Regions from separate parts of the Homo sapiens genome. Here region 2 is linked to region 1. Evidence: chromatin loops called from intact Hi-C (ENCODE). Cell type or tissue: GM12878. All regions are shown on one strand. Links, peaks and the distances in the headings refer to the core of each region. The heading gives the core; the rest is flanking DNA.

What was found. Hi-C counts contacts between places; a loop is a spot of excess contacts. Peaks named below come from ENCODE experiments on the same cell type or tissue, not always from the same donor. Only the 100,000 strongest peaks of a DNase experiment are listed, where the experiment ranks them.
Region 2: it touches region 1 in a loop (9-fold over the local background); 7 of 110 quality-filtered maps call a loop at or near these places.

What each region holds. Positions count from the first base shown.
Region 1 is chr1:58,159,823-58,169,571 of GRCh38, reverse strand. It overlaps a transcript of DAB1 not described here. Among named protein-coding and RNA genes, the nearest start is that of DAB1-AS1, 300 kb to the right of the region's middle. RefSeq lists an enhancer at 1-424. In GM12878, for the core only: a CTCF peak has its summit at 6,410 (motif pointing right); a DNase peak (open chromatin) is centred at 4,319.
Region 2 is chr1:58,060,571-58,070,319 of GRCh38, reverse strand. It overlaps a transcript of DAB1 not described here. Among named protein-coding and RNA genes, the nearest start is that of DAB1-AS1, 200 kb to the right of the region's middle. RefSeq lists an enhancer at 5,392-5,893. In GM12878, for the core only: a CTCF peak has its summit at 4,547 (motif pointing left); a DNase peak (open chromatin) is centred at 4,575.

The DNA.
Region 1 (9,749 bases), core at 1,199-9,198:
AGCTGCAGAATAATATTGTAATTTATACTTCCCTCAGATGGCTTTTTTTCCCCATCAGAGAGAGAATAATGAGGTGCCTCTCTTTCAGAGTTTGCAGGTCAAATTGTTCCCAATGGCTTAGGATGCATTTTAAGGGTGAGCCTGTTGATGCCTGAATGTTTCCCATTTGAAAGACAAAACCACACGTGGTTTTGGTTTGTTTGTTTCTCCCCCTGCCCAAGAACCCACAATGGTCCCTGGACCCTGCTGATCGGAATAGTTGTGCTCATCAACACAGCAGCAGAAACACCTCTTACCCAAGAACCCACAATGGTCCCTGGACCCTGCTGATCAGAATAGTTGTGCTCACTGATGCAGCAGCAGAAATGCCTCTTGCCCAAGAACCTGCAACGGTCCCTGGACCCTGCTGATTGGAATAGTTGTGCTCACTGACACAGCAGCAGAAACACCTCTGGCCCAAGAACCTGCAGCAGTTGCTGGACCCTGCTGATCAGAATAGTTGCACTCATCAACGTAGCAGCAGAAACACTAGTTTTCCTCCTAGACTGCAAGGAGGACCAAGGAATGTCAGATTTAGTGGCCCTTACCAATGCATTCTCGAAAACCTGCAACCTTGCCTGTCCTCCTAGACCACAAAGAGGACCGAGAAAAATCGGATTTAGTGGCCCTTATTGATGCATTCTTGAAAACCTGTTAGAGTCCTAAGCATTGTCATGTTAGTATTGGGACTTTACCCATGTCCTATAAAGATGTTATGCCCCAAAAATGAAGTGGAGGTCCATACCCTGAGGGAGAGAAGGGATCTCCAGGGTAGGAAGAGTGACACCTTTTGTCCTCACTTGAATAGGAAGGATGTCATTTCTGAAGCTCCCCATATCCTAGCTTCAGGAATAGCTTTTGTTAGGCCTACTTCTCTGAGGAGGGATCCTAAAATTCCAGGTAGTCTCCCCTATGATGGGGCTTTGGGCAAAAATTATGTCTTTCTGCTTGGTGAGCCCGTGTACCTAAAGAAGGGAATAGAGTCCTGGAGTTTATACTAGAAATCATAGGAGAAACTAGAAAAGCACCAGAGACAGGGAGTGGTTTTTAGAAGTGGGACTAGCCTCAGAGAAGAGAGACGAGAGGAAGTTTGTCTGACAGGCATTAGGACCCAGGAGGCAAGTGTCAGGATAGATAGCATAGACGGGCAAGTTTCGCTTGGGTGACATGACTTTGAGAGTTCCGCTCATGGCCACAGGGTCAACCAGCTTGTTGTTGGGACCCCAGAGCTGAATGGCTTTCCTCTCTGTCGACCCTTGGCTCAGCCCAGAAGTAAAGGAAAAGCGGAAGCTGCTTCCAGGCAAACCAGCGCTCCCAACTCTGAAGAGCTGGGGATTGTTAGAGAGCTCTTTCCCAGAAAGCCTGTTACCCATGTCTTTAATCTGGCAGCTGTGCTAGTCTCTTTTAACTGGCTGACAGGTGCCCGGTATTTAGCCCCTGAATTCTAAGGAAAAATAGGACAGAATAGCAAGTGAAAGGGGTCCAGTGGTTCTCACCACTTGGCGATAGTCGATAGTCCCATCTGGGTTGCCAAAATGTGTCCAGAATTGGTTCCTTCCAGTGGGTTCTTTGTCTCGCTGACTTCAAGAATGAAGCTGTGGACCCTCACAGTGAGTGTTACAGTTCTTAAAGTTGGTGTGTCCAGAGTTTGTTCCTTCAGATGTTCAGATGTGTCTGGAGTTTCTTCCTTCTGGCGGGTTCATGGTCTTGTTGACTTCAGGAGTGAAGCCACAGACCTTTGCCGTGAGTGTTACAACTCTTAAAGGTGGTGCGTCCGGAGTTGTTTATTCCTCCTGGTGGGTTCGTGGTTTCACTGACTTCAGGAATGAAGCCGCAGACCCTCGTGGTGAGTGTTACAGCTCATAAAAGTAATGCGGACCCAAAGAGTGAGCAGCAGCAAGATTTGTTGTGAAGAGTGAAAGAACAAAGCTTCCATAGCGTGGAAGGGGACCCAAGCAGGTTGCCACTGCTGGCTTGGGTGGCCAGCTTTTATTCCCTTATTTGACCCTGCCCACATCCTGCTGATTGATCCATTTTACAGAGTGCTGATTGGTGCATTTACAATCCTTTAGCTAGACACAGAGTGCTGATTGGTGCGTTTTTACAGAGTGCTGATTGGTGCATTTACAATCCTTTAGCTAGACACAGAACACTGATTGGTGCATTTTTACAGAGTGCTGATTGGTGCATTTACAATCCTTTAGCTAGACACAGAGTGCTGATTGGTGCATTTACAATCCTTTAGCTAGACAAAGAGCACTGATTGGTGCATTTTTACAGAGTGCTGATTGGTGCATTTACAATCCTTTAGCTAGACACAAAAGTTTTCCAAGTCCCCACCTGACCCAGAAGCCCAGCTGGCTTCACCTCTCATTAGGATATACAGAAACTGAAATACACATTGTTTCATATAATGCTAGTGAAAATGTAAAATGATACAGCCATTATGGCAGCAATTTGGCAGCTTTTTTTTTTTTTAATAGTTGGCTGAGTGCAATGGCTCATACCTATATTCCTAGCACTTTTAGGAGGCCAAGGTGCGTGGATTTCTTGAGGCCAGAAGTTCGAGACCAGCCTGGTCAACATGGTGAAACCCCATCTCTACTAAAAGCACAAAAATTAGCCAGCCCATGGTGGTGCACAACTGTAATTCCAGCTACTCTCGAGGCTGAGGCATGAGAATCACTTGAACCTGGGGGGCGGAGGTTGCAGTGATGATGTCACTACACTCCAGCCTGGGTGACAGAGCAAGACCCTGTCTCAAATTAAAAAAAAAAAAAAACGAACAAACAAAAACAACAACAAAAAATGTTAAACATGAGTTTACCATATAACCCAGCAACTCTACTCACAGATATCATGAAAACATGATTTGCCTATATGAAAACATATAGGAAAACATGTGTCCCTGAAAGACTTGTTTGGGAATGCACGTGGCAGCATTATTGATAGTATCCAAGGAAGTGGAAACACTTCAAATGTTCACGTAGTGGTGAAAGGATATACAAATATAGTATACCCAGGCAGTGGAATAAAATGTAATGAAATACTAATAATACTGAAATGTTGATGAACCTCAAAAATATTATGCTAAATAAGTAAGCCAGATGCAAAACATCACATACAATTCTATTTGTAACAAATATCTGGGAAAACAAGTCTATAGAGACAGAAGGTAGATTAGTGGTTGCCTGGAGCTTAGCGTGGGAACAGGGATTGACTACAAACAGACACAGGCATCTTTTTGGGGTGGCGATAATGTTCTAAAACTAGATTGCAGTGATAGTTGCACGGTTATGTAAATTTACTGAAAATCTTGGAATTGTACACTTAAAACCAGTAAATTTTACAGTGTGTAGATTATATCTCAATAGAGCTTTAAAAATACAAAATCATATCTAGCTTGATGTATAGTCATTGATTAATAAATGTGACTTCTTCTCTTCCTCTTTAAGTACAGAGAGGCAAAATTGCATAGCAATTAAGAATCCAGGCCCTGAAGCTGAACCCTGGTCTTTCCACTTACTTACTAACCATGTGTCCTTAAAAACATTACTTAGTCTCTCTAAGGCTCAGGCTCTTCATGGTGAACTGAAAACAACAACAGCTATCTCATGGAGTTTTACAAAGAATTAAATGAGGCCACACACATAAGATGTGTAGCATACAGTAAGCCCACAATCAATGACAGCAACATAGTCTTCCAGATCCAGGACCTCCTGTCTGCCCATTTCTTATCTTTACAACAGTGGTTAAAACAGAGTTCTCTTTCCTCTTATTCTTCACTGATCCCCAAAACCTCTGCCCACTCTGGGATTTTCTCTACAAAATTTTAGTTGGTTTATAGGTCTATCCTGTGGTCTAGGCTTGGAATACTGCTTAGCATTATCTGAACATGAGTTGCTAGCCACTTATATGAGAGTGTCACTTGGAGGTAGATAAGCAACTTTAATAACACTCAACATGGTAACATGCATGCTCTGTTGTATCTACTTACATATGGGAAGCTCGCCGCCCTTTTGCAGATGTTATCAAGTGGCTTCTAAGGCATTCCTGTCAGGTAGAGGGAGCGAGGACCGAGAAGAGAGCCTCCTTTTGCAGACTGATAAAAGGATGTACAGAGAATCGGGGAGGTTTGCAGGAATTATATGGCAAACAGATGGAGAGAGGTGACTAATGGGAAGGAGGTCCTTGAGGGTTCCTCACACAGTGGGGTCACACTCTCACATCCCTCCGGGCCAGGCACTTGGTGAGTAATCTTGATGTAGAAAACCAGAGCAGGTTCAGTCTGCCTTTCACTTCCCCTCAGTGGAGAGAGTTCTGGGACACATCTGTCTGTCTTTACTTCAAGAAAAAGCAACAGTGTGAATGTGGCGATTAATGTGGTCCTATGGGCATTAGGCAGTGGTCAGGACCTTGGTGAGCTAGGGGGTCCGGGCCCCTTTCAAAAGGAGCATTTGTTAATCAGTCTCATTTTGTTTCCATGTGGAAATGGGGCCTAGAGTGGCCAGAACTATGCTTCCTTTAAAAGTTAGAAAATCAAGTTTTTGTGTGACATTTCCTAATTTTAAAATATTGCTAACATTTTTTTAAATGTTAGCCAAATGAAATACATCTACCAAATAGATATAACCCCAGACCTAACCCCTATTCTAAAGTAATCTTCTGTATTCATTATATATGTTAAGCAGATGCTGAAAGGAGCTCATGAGGATATAGTGGAGGGGATTCTTGCATTTAATAAAGGGTGGGATAGCTTATTATTGAGGACTCTTCCTTTTTGTTTTATTCTATTGTGTTAGAGAACTGGAGGTAGTGTCCAGGCCTAAGGCTGCAGCCACATCCTGGTTGTCCCAACACTCATCTCACTGGTAGCATTTCGTAATGTGTTATCATGTGTGCATGAGAATCACATCAATTTTTCCTTCATTGGCATGCTACATTTTAATAATTGTTCAGATTTCATTTTTTAAAAAAGGATGCTATTATAAGCTATAAAACTCAGAAGGGCTTTGAAAAATCAGAGCCGACTGGAAAAGCCTTTGCATTAAATGCCTGTTCTGAGTGGATGTGCTCATCTATACTTCAGATCAGAGAGATGTTTTTGAAGAAATACCATCAGCTATTTTGATATGTTCTTTGCTGACACATACTCACCACTGATTTCAGTATCTCCCAAGCCAACTTTGCAAAATAGAGAACTTAAGTGGAAATAAAGTTATCTGTATCCACTATTGCTTGGAGATGTGATGTAAAGCCTTAAAAGTGAATATGAGATTTGGAATTTAGAAAAGGAGCTCTTCTGACCTTTGATCACTCATCTTTTTTTTTTTTTTTTTTTTTAAGCTGAGCTCTCTTGAGTTGTTTAGTAGCTTTCATGGGCTAAATCTGTGAAATTCATTACCCTCCCCACACAGTGCATGGCTGATGATGTCTCCACTTAGTTTTGCTTTTTTCACTCATGTTTTTATTTTTAAGCCTAAGGGTTGCCACGTGTTTGCATAGCTCAGCAGTCAGAGTGGACAGAGGTTGTGTTCAAATACTTCAAGCTAGTAAGACTTTCTTGGAACTATGTGTGGGTAGAAAAGCATATTAAAAGTTTGGGTATTTTTCAAAGCTGTTCTGGCTTTGAATTTACACTGTGCTTTTTCTTGTGAGCTATGTGCATGTTCTCAGCCTCAAGATCAGCCAGGAGTGTGTGAACAGCTTATGCCAGATGAGCAGCCTCAGGCAGGAATACGTCTCTGTCAGACCAGTGGAGTTATTGACCCTCACTGCTGGCTGCCTTGGGTCATCACTTCTGCTGAAAATACACTTGAGCATGGGCATCTCCCACCTTTTTGAGCCTGGTGAGTCCACATTTACCTGGCAGAAAAGTTGTGGTCTTTAGGCTCATCCTGCCCTCTTCGAGCTTCCATATGGATTGGGAAGGAGTTCAGTCCCAGGCAAGCAGGCACCAGATTCCCCCTGTTCTGACCCAAAGTTCAGCAGATTTTCAAACATAAATGTTTCTCAGGTCGTTATATGCTGTTGTTCAACTTCCAACTCTGGGATGGTTGATTTTGCTAATTTTGTCCAGCTTTATAGATGTTGTGGAGAGAGAGGATTTGTCTATCTCTTCACTTGGCTATTCCTGGAACTTGTAATAGGTTTTGCTTTGCTTCACGCACTCCTGGCTACTGAGTCTTTCTCTCAAATGTCATTCCCATATCTACCGTCATGTCATTGCTTGCTCTGAGAACCGGACCTGCAATGTTTGTGCCAGTTACTAAGTTATTGGCACTTAGTTACAACGCTATCCTTTTGTTCTTAACTTCGTGATGAAATTTTTATCTTTGTCCACTGGCTCCCTCTTAGGCTCTGCCAGTAGAGGGTGCTAGAGGGAGACTCCATGACTGGATAGGGCCAGGCAGGACTTGCTCCTGGTTTGCTTCCCGGTTTTCGCAGGGCTAACTTAGAATAGGTTTCTCCACTTTGGCATTTTGGACTGAGTCATTCTTTCTTGGGGGATGGTGTCTCGTGTGTTGTAGGATGTTTAGCAGCACCCTGTCCTCTACCTACTAAATTGTAGTACCAATCCCTCAGTTGTGACAATTAAGACTGTCTTCAGACATTGCCAAATGTTCCCTGGAGGGCAAAATCGCCCCTGGTTTAGAACCACTGACCTAGAGTCTAGGTATAGACATACTTCTTCACTTTGGCAGCTGCAATTCCTTCCCTTGGCAGCAGCTGAATCCATTTTTGTAATAGACTATAATGTATACAGGCAATGTACACATATTCCTTATTATAATGTATACATACAATGTATACCACCTAGCCACTAAATAAGATGACTTACATCCATATTCATTGACTTTAAAAGATTTCTGTAACAGAATAATTGAAAAATAAAACAGGTTTCCAAAATAAAAAAGTAGAGTTTCAGTGTGAGTGTTTGTGAATGTGTTTGTGTATGCTGTGCAATTATGAATGCCTGGAAAGACCTTCGCTAAGGTGTTCAAGGAGGTGGGATTTTAGGAAACTTCTAGTCTCTTTGCGTTTTTCTGAATTGCTTGAATTTTCTGTATGTGCACAGGTTATTTTACAATGAAAACTGATGTAATTATACTTATTTAAAAGAAAAAGAAAGGCAGAAAGGAAGGTGGGGAGGAAATGAGTAACAGAAGGAAAAAAAGAATAGAGAAAAAAAAGAAAACAAGGTTGCTGTGGGCTGACAGAGACTTAAGAATAGCTATTATTTGGATCAGCCTTCTGAATTCATATACCTGGGTGCAGAGGTTTGACAGGATCGTTGTCAGTCTCGTATAGCACTGTCCTTTGGCATGATAAGAATATCCTCTTTTCCCGTTACTTTAAGGGCAAGATCTGCCTGTCAAGGCTGATTCTGCACTTTGAAGAATCATCCTTTATACCTCCCTCTCTTTCATGCCCTACATCCTATCTATCACCGAACATTGTTACCTCTTCCCCCTAAATAACCTGTCTCAGCCCCTCTGTACCTATTGTTACCTCCTCCCTTCTCTTCCCTGGACCATTGCAAAGCCTCCTAATTGGTTATCATGTTGTTGCTTTTGTACCCCTCAAATCCCATTCTTTATATTGCAGCCAGCCTAATCTTTCTAAAATGTAAATCTGACTATGTCATTCCCTAGCTTAAAAGCCTTAAATGGGTCTCCATCGAGAAGTAATAAAGTCAATAGTCTTGAACCAGGCTCTTGGTGACAATGCAGTAGTTAAGGAATGAATTCTGGAGTTCATAGCCAAGTTTTACTACTTACTAACTGAATGGCCTTGAACAAGTTAGTGAACCTCAGTTTTCTTTTCTGTGAAATGGGCATGATGACAGTATTTACTTGTATGATTACTGAGAAATTATATATATACATATATGTCTTTAAAACATGTATCTATATCTTTTAAATATATACATATACATATATGTTTAATCACAGAACAGTATTTGGCACTCAGTAAGTACTGATTAAATGTTACCTCATGTTATTGCCTGTCTTCGACTACTCTCAATTACTTACCCAGTGCTTCAGCTGCAATATAGTTTTGTAAAACACTTTGTTCTTCCAAACCTTTGTGATTCCAAATAATCCTGTTCCTGTTGCCTAAAATGCAAAGCCCAAGCTCTTTTCTTCTTCATCTTAAGGCATTCCCAAGTCCTAGAAATAAAAATCGTTTTATTCCACTTCCCAGGCTACTGTATGCATGTGTTCATGAATATGCATTGGGAATGTCTGTTTATAAGGCTTTACTCTCAATTGAACTTGCGCTCTCTAAGGCAAGGATCTTGACTTGTTTATCACAGTGCCAATTAAATACCTGGCATTCAGTAAATGTTATTAAATAAATGAACAAAGGGGAAGACTCCATTCTTTGAGACTCCTTGTGTGTTGTGGTTCTACCTTTGCTGGTGAGAGTCGTTTCTACTTGTGTCCCATCTTCCTGCCTAGGTTATAACATCTTTTCTAGATGGGCAATGGACCCTTATGTATTCCTTACGTTGCATCAGCTTAGAACTGTAATACAGTACAACTACAGCACTTCCTACCTTCTACTGTGGTTAGTTGTGCATGTGACTAGCCCACCTACTAGACTGCATTTTTTTCAAGGCAGGAGCTGCCTTGTTAATTTGCTTCCCATTCTTCAACATATATTAGTGACATAGCAGAAGAAGCACTGGATTGGTATTGGTAGGAGTCTTGGGGCCCAGTATTCCAAACACATGCTTTATTGTAAAGAGGCTTTTTCCTTGAGTCTGGTAACTGTACCCAAAATTGTACCCAAAATTATTTAAAGCCTGTAGGACCCATGTTATAACAAAGTGATACAACTTTTTTTTGTAGCCTATTGGTTTGAATTTAAGAGCAAATGCTGTACTTGGATTGTAAGAGCATGACTGATTTTCAGTGATGTAGTTTGAGATCGTTGGAGGGAAACTTGTTCTGGTGAGGCCCAGCCCGTGTGTATCTGGCTGTTCCCCATAGGAATTGCAACTCAGCCCAAGTTCATGCTATGAAAGGTTGCCTTTTGAATATCAGTTTCATGAAGAGGCTTTCCCTAATTGCCCTCTGTACAGGATTTGCTTTTCTTGAGTGGCATTACTCTATCCTCAGCTCCTCTAACTATGCCAGGTACATGATAGGAGGCCCCAAAATGTTTGTTTCCTTATCCAGAGCAGCCTGCGGTAACAGGGAACTACTCTGCTCTGCTCTTAAACCTGCTGAAACTCTCTGATAGAACTGAGACCGTTCCCCTCCAGGAGAAGTTCCCAGAGCCATTCAGAGACAGACAGACTGGGTGACAGCTCTTACCACCCCTCCTTACCCCCTGGCCTACCTGCAACTGCACCTGCCTAGGGTAGTGGGAACAGTGACCCTGATTCTACCTCAAACCACAGACCCTCTTGTTCCTACCTGCCATTAGGTCTCACAGAGGCTGCAGGTGGCAATATAGCTTACTTTTGTTCATTTGTATTTGAAATGCCTTTTTCTCTTTGGAAGAACTCTTTAAGAAAAAAAAAAGGTATCTTCTTTTATTTCCTCCTTCAGGACTAGGGAATTTGTCTCTAGTAGATAGAAGGGAATTCTCTAAACAGATTGAAATATAGTGGAGCATGGAGACTTGCCTTCTCTCCTTAACTCTAACTTCACCAGCTGTGTTCATGGACAACTGACCTTGGTACCCTGAATCTTAGT
Region 2 (9,749 bases), core at 568-8,567, 99 kb after region 1:
TGCTCCACAACTGCCCAATTCCCTTCCATCCTTCTTTCTGAACCAATATTTGGGATTGATCATAGACTTTGGTGGAGATTTCTCTTCTGTAAACTGAAACTGAAGCATTTTTAGCTGTCTTTCTTTTGCCTAGGCAAAAGCAGAATGCCACTCCCCGCATCACAGTTCTATCTCTGTGATGACAGATCATCAAATAATTAGGGCAGCAAGCATCTGAAATTGTGTCAGCTCCCTGATGGTTGGGTCCCCAAGTGCCTGGCCTAGTATTGAGCAAGGCATGAGCTTCTCTCCATGCTGCTTCCCCAAAATCTCTGGGCTGGGATAGCTGAAAGGAAGAGAAAGAGAATGCCTGGGGCACTGACTCTGTGGGCAAGGGCAGCAGCTTTCTATGTCTCCGCAAGAGGCATTATAGGTGAATATTTGGCAGGGAAGGTTAATGAAAAAAGCATAGGTGTTGGAATAAGAAAATGTGGGTTTGAAGCCTGACTCAAGCCCTCCACATATCTAGTACATGTTGACAACTTTTTGAGCCTCAGTTTCCTCAGCTCTGAAATGGGGATAATGCTTTTTATCTCATTGGGTTCGTGGAGAGATCAAATTAAATAATGGATGTATTACATAAGATATCATTTCAACATGGAGACACTAATTATTGATATTAGGTGTGTTGTGCTGAACATGCATTGAGGGACAGACAGTGACAGTCACAGAGCAGACTCCTCTGTCTACTCGCTGTCTGGGTGAACTGGGGCTTGTTAATTAACCTCTCTGGGCCTTAGCATGTTTATTTTTAAAATAGGGACAATTGCCCGCCACAGTGCATAGGATTGGTTATGTATGTATTCTTGGTACGCCGTAAAGTACAAAGGATAGTTACAATTCTTGTTATTTATGCTAATTATGGTAGACAAAATTAATTATTCATCATTATTATTAAATCAGGACAGTAAGTACTGTTGTTTTAGAGGACGGTGCCTCGGTTGGAAGCCTTGGACAAACTTAATCTCTGTGTCTGTTTCTTCAAGTATGAGGTTAAGAGGGTAAGTTTGGTGAGCACCTAAAACAGTGCCTGGTATACAGTAAGCAGGCAATAGATGTAAGTGCTCAACAAACGCATGTTGGATAATTTAGTGAGTGAATGAAAAGTTATGTCATGGAATTATTTTGAAGTCTACATGGAATGAGACTGTGTATTATGTACTGTGGAGTGATGCACATAAGAGCATATTACTCTTTGACAAAGCCGTCATATAGCATGTCCGAGCCTACCAGAATAGCCTCCTTCAACATGTCTTTGTGTGCTCTTCTAATGCAACAAGGATGGACTCTGCACACCCAGCCCTCCAGGGTCAGAGCCCTGAAAGCCTCGTGAAGCCCAAGGAGACTGTGGTGTTGTGTGTCACACCAAGCGTAAGTGACAGTAGTGAACACATTAGAGGTGCAGTTTGCCTTTCTTCATTCCCACTCATTCTCATACTAATTTGGAAGAACATTGGACCCAAGAGTCAGAGATAATGATGCTTTCTTTTTTTTTTTTGGTTTTTTTTTTTTTTTGAGATGGAGTCTCACTCTGTTGCCCAGGCTGGAGTGCAGTGGTGCAATCTCAGCTCACTGCAAGCTCTGCCTCCCAGATTCACGCCATTATCCTGCCTCAGCCTCCCGAGTAGCTGGGACTACAGGCCCCCACCACCACACCCAGCTAATTTTTTTGTATTATTAGTAGAGATGGGGTTTCACCGTGTTAGCCAGGATGGTCTCGATCTCCTGACCTCGTGATCCGCCCGCCTCTGCCCCCCAAAGTGCTGGGATTACAGGCGTGAGCCACCATGCCCAGGCGATCATGGTGCTTTTAACCTATAATCTTTCTTTTGAGGTTCTGAAATGTTCCAGAAATCCAAACAGACATCTTTTTGAGCTTTGCTATGTTCCTGACAAATAGTGAATGAATGCATCCTTTTCCCCGCTATATATAGGTGAATTAAAGAAAGAAAACACTACTGCGTGGAATTCAAAAGCATTATAGAAGCCTCCTACCTCAGAACGATAGAGATGCAAGGACCCTTAAGGGTTTCTCCTGCAACCTTCCACCCAGTTTCCTCCACTTCACCCCTGGCTGCCAGCCTCTATGTGCCAGGATACTTCCTGTTTTGTCTGGCATCTCATCTGCACTAGTGCTCTTCACGGACCCAATGTGAGCCTTCCCTGAATTTTACCTTCTTTGGAGTCTCACATAGAAAACTTGTCCCTCTCCTCAGCATCTCCACTTCAAATGTTTGAGAACTGTATTCCTGTCCTCTCATCTTCTTTCCTTCTGGCTAAGACTGTCTTTAAATTCTCCATACTATCTTACTGTTTGTGACAATAGTATATAAAATTTGTTGAGATAAAGATTATTATGTGCAAGGCACTGTCCTAAATGCTTTATTTGTTTGTTTTAATACAGCAGCTTATGTGTATGGAACACTCATTATCCCCAATACAACAGCTGCATGTGTATGGAACACTCATTACCCCCCACTCATTGTACAGATGAACTGGTTGAGGCCTATAAGGAGATGGCAGTAAACCCAGCTAGTATACGTATGGCTAGGATTTGACTCTAGAGTGTTGGCTACAGAATTTTCACTCTTATCCCATAGACTGTATCTCCTGTACTTTTTTAAAATGTTCCTAACAAAATAATATAGATAGATTGATTATAGATACCAGTTACTTCACTCTTAACCCATAGACTCTGTCTCCCTTACTTTTTTTGAAATGGTCCTAACAAAATATTATAGATAGATTCATTATAGATACCAATTACTGATGGGCTGCTAGTTCCTGGAATCTGTGGTAGGTGTTTTACACACATTAATGCTTAACCACACAAGAACTATGTAAGGAGATCTCATTGTTTGCAGGTGAGAAACCTGGGTGTCAGAGCTGGTAGTTACTCTGACCTCCCTCTTCAGAACAAACGTGCTTTATCAGAGAAGCTCATTCATTCACTCTTGCATTCCACAGCATTAGACGAATGCCTCATCTATGCCAGGCACTGGGCTAGGCCGTGGGAGTCCCTCTCCTCGTCATAGTTACATTGTAGCAGGAAAATAGACATTAAACAATGAATTACACCATTGTTGATTTAATTTGTGATTTTAGTCACTCAAATAAGGAACTAACATTATATTCAGTGCTGTAAAGGAAAAAGGAAGTGTGTAATAGGAGAGAATAACAAGAGGGTCTGATGCTTGTGGAATGAGAGGAATTAGCTATTCTGATGGGGAGCAGAGATGAGGGAGAAAACACTCCAGGTGAAGAGAACAGCATGAGCAAAGGCTCTGAGGAGGTGTTGGGATACAAGGAGAATGGCGAGGCCGGAGCAGGCCCTGCAGAGCCCTGAGTGCCAGATGAGTTTAGCCTGTGAAATGTAGAGTCGCTGAAGGTATTCAGCAGAGAAAGATGTCATTCAATTTTGTTTTGAAAAGATCACTCTGACTGCAAGGTGGAAAACGGACAGGCAAAAAAGAAGTGATTCCAGTGTCTCATGGTATCTGAGGAGCAAGACTCTTGCACCTGGAGCTGGACTCTGCCTCTATTAATACAGCCAGGGATTTGCACCTGGGGCAGCAGCACAGTGCAATAGTCAGAGGTGCCACCCGAGAGCCCAGATGCCTGAATTTGAAGCCTGGCTCTACTTCTTACTCATTATGCAACCTTGGCCAAGTTACTCAATCTTTTTGTGCCTCAGTTTCTTCATCTGTAAAATAACACCTACTTCGTATGGTTGTGAGATTATGAGAATTAATATAAACAAAGCACTTAGAACAGGGCCTGGCATAATGTTAATGTTCTTTTGCAATTATTATTATTGTTAACAGCCACACACTCTGTTGATTGGGAGTGGTTTTGGTTAATTAAATCCATAGGATTATTATAACATAAAAAAGTTTATGAGAGTTTTAAGCCTAACAAATCAATCTCTCTTCCCAACCCCAAACCACAGGCCATGCTGAATAAATACTCCCATTCCTCATGATTTCCCCTACCCCTGGCTGGTGTGTTTAACACTGGAATTGTGTCCACTTCCTTTTCTGTATCACAGTGTCTCATGTTATTCATTTGTTGTTTTGAGGATCTGCCTTTTGTCCACTCCTGGAAGAGATGTCCCCCTGTGTAGGCTGCTTTGAGCCTCTTTCATCACTTGCTCTTCCCCATCTTATTTAGGAATCAGCTTAGTTGTCACTGCCTCAGAGATTCCTCTACCATCACCCTTGTGGTGGACACTGTGAGGTGCCATCAAGAAATCCCTTCAAGATGGTACTTGTTGGTCCAGCCTCTGAGAGTGCAGTGGGCAGACAGCTTGCACTTGCTAACCTTCCCTGGGATTGCCTCGGCTACAGGGAGCTGCCTTGCCCAAGGTCAGATCCTTCCTCTGATAGCCTTCATCCAATAACTTGTTGATGTGGAGGTTATCAGGTCAGGACAAGTCTGCATGACTGTTCAAGCTCCAGGACTCCCTCAGGGTTGGCCAAGACTGTCCCTGGCCTACACTGCAGCTCGACATCTCCCTCTGCTGACCCCTGCTTCCTTTTCCCCCTCCACAGATGTAGATTCCAAAATCACCACGCATCCTAATACACATCCTGCATACTACTCTGTCTTGGTGTCTGCTTCAGGGGAGCCCGCCAACTTGACCATGGCCACTGCGCACTCTCCGCTGGGAGGGGACCATGTTGTTCCATTCTCACCCTTTGTATCGACTCATGAAGTACATTTTCTTTTCAGTACAAATCAGAGTCTGTCATGAACTGAATTTGTTGATTGCTTGTTTCCCCTCACACCCAGTTCCCTTTACTAAAATATAAGTCTTTTATTTTAGACTCTTTTTTAAAAAATCCAGTTTTATTAAGGTATACTTGTATGGCATGTTGACTATAGTCAATAATACTGTATTGTATACTTGAAATTTGCTAAAATATAAGATTCTTATCTTCCTCAAAGGCATTCAATAAGTATCAGTTGAATTAATGTACTATAATATAATGGTTAAATTCACCCTGCATTTGAAGCTAAACATCCTGGATTCAAATCCTGATTGTGATACTTGCTAACCAGTGATCTTGCCCAAGCTTTTAAATCCTGGAAACTATCAGTGCTTGGCCTAGGGCATGCATAGCACAGGGTAAGTGCTCAATAAATTTTAGCAGTTAATAGTCAATTCATTCATGGGGTTGTTGTGAGGATAAAATGAGATAATATATGCAACTGGCTTAGGTAGCATAGTACCCAACTCAGAATAAGCCCTCAGCAAATTTATCTATTGTTGGCCGGGCGCGGTGGCTCACGCTTGTAATCCCAGCATTTTGGGAGGCCGAGGTGGGCGGATCACGAGGTCAGGAGATTGAGACCACGGTGAAACCCCGTCCCTACTAAAAATACAAAAAATTAGCCGGGCGTGGTGGCGGGCGCCTGTAGTCCCTGCTACTCGGAGAGTCTGAGGCAGAAGAATGGCGTGAACCCGGGAGGCGGAGCTTGCAGTGAGCCGAGATCACGCCACTGCACTCCAGCCTGGGTGACAGAGCGAGATTCCGTCTCAAAATAAATAAATAAATAAATACATAAATACATAAATAAATACATAAATAAATAAAAAAATTTATCTATGGTCATTACCAACTGTCCAAGTTAAATGCCTGGAATGCAAGTCTGTGGCCTCAGCCTTGGAGTCCCCTGCAGTGCCAGGCACCGCACTGAGTAGACTGGAGGCACAAAATCAAGGCTGGTGGGTTGACGAGCAATCCTTCCTCCTTCGTCCTCTAGGGCAGGGAGTGGGCTGCCTTTATTCTGAGCACTCCACAGCGCCTAACCCAAGGCCAGCCACACAGCAAGCACTTCACATGGGCACTTCGAAGAGCTGGTTTGAACTGAATTTCAGTGTCATTAGGATGCTAAAACGTGGTCTCCATGGTGACTCCCAGCCCAGCAGTCTGAGGAAGGTGCTTCCAGATCTGGTGGCTGGCACACTGCAGCCTCTAAACACATGCCATATTTTTTCACATTTCTCAGACAGATTGTGGGTTGTGTGTTCATTAATTAAGATGAGAGTAATTGGTCCCAGCAAATAGTTTGTACATCAGCTTGCAAATTATGTGCGCTACGAGGCCCCGTGGTTCTTTCTTCCCTATCTCATATCTCTATAGCTGGTTCCTTGGCTCCTGACTGTTTCTCCAAATCCCCAGCCCCTCATTTTACTGTAACAGTTGAGGAATAAAGGGAGAGTAGGATTTAAAATGAAATTTCTTTGGCTTATTGTAAGTCTATTCATGCCCATGGAGGGAAGAAATAATAAACACCCTCATCTGTATGCAATACTTTTTGATTTTCAACAAATGCTTTTACACATGCAATTTCATGTATTCCTCACTTTCTCACTGGGAATCAGTTATTATTATTGTTAAAGGTGTTAAGGGTTCAGGCTATAGAGCACCAGTTTTGTCTTTTCCACTTAGCAGCTGTAGAAATGGCAATTGGCTTGGGCTATCCACCTGCGGCTTTCCCATTGTGAAATATAGCGATGATCTAGGACCTACTTCATAGGGTTAAATTGTGGACTAGGCAAGATAATGCAGGGAAAGCACAGAGACCACATAGTGGGCTGTCAGTGTTTTTTGTTGTGAATATGCCCATTTTACAGATAAAAACTCAGGGCTCTGAGACACCCAGTTGCTTGGCCAAGATCTCTAGCTTGCAAGGGGCTTGATAGATGCTAGGCTTCAAGCTCTCTGATTTCTAAATAGACACTCTTTCTACTCCATGAGCTTAATTCTGTCTACCATAGGCTGAGTCTGTGCCAAGTGTGGGGGCCCGGGCTATACACTGGACTTTAGGTTCTGGTGCTTCTGGTCTACAGAGTCCTCTCTGAAAGGTTGTTATGAGCAAGGATCCTTGCTCCTGTGAAACATTTCCTCTGATTTTTTCCTATAGCAAGGCTAATTTGCAGCTGTTGTAAAGGTGTCATTTTTTTTCTTGCGTCACGAAATGACTCACACCCCTCTTCAGTTATTGTACCCCAAGGCCATTTTAACATTCTGTTATTTACAGCACTGTGACCCCAGAGCAGCCAAAAGGCTCTGCTGCTTGCCTTATTTTCTGTAATTATTTTGTTCTTTTCTATCCCTAAAACAAGCCTTTTGGTGCCAATGGAATGGGCCTCTTCGGACATTCTGTGGTGAAGGACCAGAGAGCCCCAGGTAGTGAGGACAATGTTGCCTTGCTTATTCCTGAGCAGTGCCTAGCTGAGTGCTTTGCACATGGTAATCCCTCAATCAGTACTTGTTGCATGAATGAATGAATAAATAAGTTGGTTGATAAATCAGAGTTATTAGTTCATATGCTGAGTTTGGCTCTGGCCTTCTCTGACTTTTCAGCTCTATCAGTCATCCATGTTCACATGCAATTGTCTCATTGTGTGCTTTCTTGACATTTCTTGCAAATGACTCACCCAGATCCTGGTGCATGTTCCTTCAGACGCATCTGTGTGAGGGCGAGCATGGTGTGTAGTATCTACTCATCTCAGGGCTGAGAAACTTTCTCAAAGCAGAAAGCCATCTGGGTGACTAGGTAGGCCCTCCATCAAATTCCTCACCTGACGGAGCATCAGGGCTGGAACTCCTGGCACCGTAGTGAGTGTCCTCACTCTGCACCAGGAACAGAACCTGGGGAGCTTGCCATGTCTCCCCATGCCTTGCTCTGTGACTGTGGACTCTGTGGAGCAGCAGAGCAGCAAGATGAAAAATGGATGTTTCAAAGAGGAAGCAAGGATAGTTGTATGGAAGGTCTTGGAAGCTGGAATAGCAGAGGCAGGTGGCCAGGGCCTTCCCAAGAAGCCCTCCTTGAATCTTGCATGGGATTCTACCATTTGAAGGTAACCAAGACCCACATATAAAACCATGCAATAGAGGAGAAAGCCCTGGCAAAGCTGTAGTGAGACTTGCACTATAATTCTTGTCTTACTACTTATGAGGTCTGTGACCTCTACCAAGCCCTGTAGCTTTCTGAGCCTCTGTTTCCTCAACTGTCTAGTGCCATAAGTTATCCCTGCCTGAACAAGGTGATGGCTATGGGGAAGGTTTGAGAAAGACCACTTATGCTACATAAGACAAACTGCGAGTGTTATTGGAGGGCAGTGAGGAGCTATATATAGGATATTTTAATACAGAGAATGTTCCCTGGATTAAATGGCTTCTTATTCCAAGGAGAAAAATTAGTTCTAGCCCAAGGCTAGTCATTAAATCAGCAAAATGATTTTTTGGGGCCTCAGTTTCCTTACTATTTGAAATGGAGGTTAGGTTAAATGACCTTTAAATTCCTACTAGGGGCATGTTAGGGTAGATACTAAGCTCAGTTAATTTGCGGATAGCAGATTAACTACATGGAAAAGGAGTCTCTCTCCATCTTGGGGAAAGGAAATCACATTTCCTGATACCTGCTCTTTGTCAGGTAGTTACATTCCCTACCTCATTTAACTGTCACACAACCCTATGGGGTGCAATAAACCCTATGGGGATACTAAAGCTTTATCAGCCTTTATTACCCTCACTCTACTGAGAAGAGAACAGCCTTAGAGAATGTTATGGGTGGAGTTGTACCCCTCCTCTCACCCCAAATTTATATGTTGAAGTCCTAACATTCGGTGCCTTAGAATGTGACTTTATTTGGGAATAGGGTCATTGCAGATAGAGTTAGTTAAGAGAAGCCATTGTTGGGGGGTGGTTCTAATCCAGTATAAGTGGTGTCCCTGTAAAAAGGGAAAATTTGGACAGACAGACACAGGGCCATGTGAAGACGAAGGCAGAGATCAGTATGACTCTTCTAAAAGCCAAGCAGTGCCAAAGGTCACCAGAAAACTGTAAGAAGCTAGAGGAGAAGCCTGGAACGGATTCATCTCACAGCCCTCAGAAGGAAATAGCCCTGCCAACACCTTGATCTTGGACTTCTAGCTCCTCAACTGTGAGGCAGTAAATGCTATTGTTGAAGTCGCCCGGTTTGTGGCACTTTGTTTCAGCGACCCTAGAATACTAAAGCAGAGGGGTTAAGCGACTTGCTCAGGGTTGCAAAGCTAGAACTCACCCGTGGGTCTTTTTCATTCGAAAGCCTGTGGATTTGTCACTGCATATTCTCTGATACTCTGAGGTGTTGAGCCCATGTGTGTGAAAGAGTGGGGTCAGTGAGGACGTTCCTGAGCCCACGTCAGACCTGAGCATCCTCTGTCCTGGCCACGACTGGTCCTTTCCCCTGCCAAAGGGAGGGATGGAGGCCCTGAGGACCCAGGCTCTTCCTTCTTCATCCTTCTTGCTGGCAGCACTGGAGGAAGCAGCAGGGAGGCAGGCAGCCTCTGGCTTGGCTGGCTTCCCCAAACAGTGTCCTCCCACAGTTAGATGTGGCATTCCCCTGCCGAGGAACCAGATGTTCCACGTTGTAATGTGATGTCATGGCAGGAAAAGGTGTGTGAGCAAAGGTAATCATGGAAGACACTGCTCGGGCTAATGTTGCCTTTTGCTTAACAGCCCATGGCTGCTGGCCCAGAAAGCCGAGAATTGGCAGTTTACCCTGGGACTTGTGCACACTCACTTACAACACTCGAGGCATGCTTCTCTGTTCTCAGGCCAGGACTTTGTGGGCCCTTGGGCAGGAGACCCCGAAAACCCCACAGAGGGTGCAGAAAGGGCAGCAACAGAGGAACTGTCAGGTAAAAAAAAGATCTC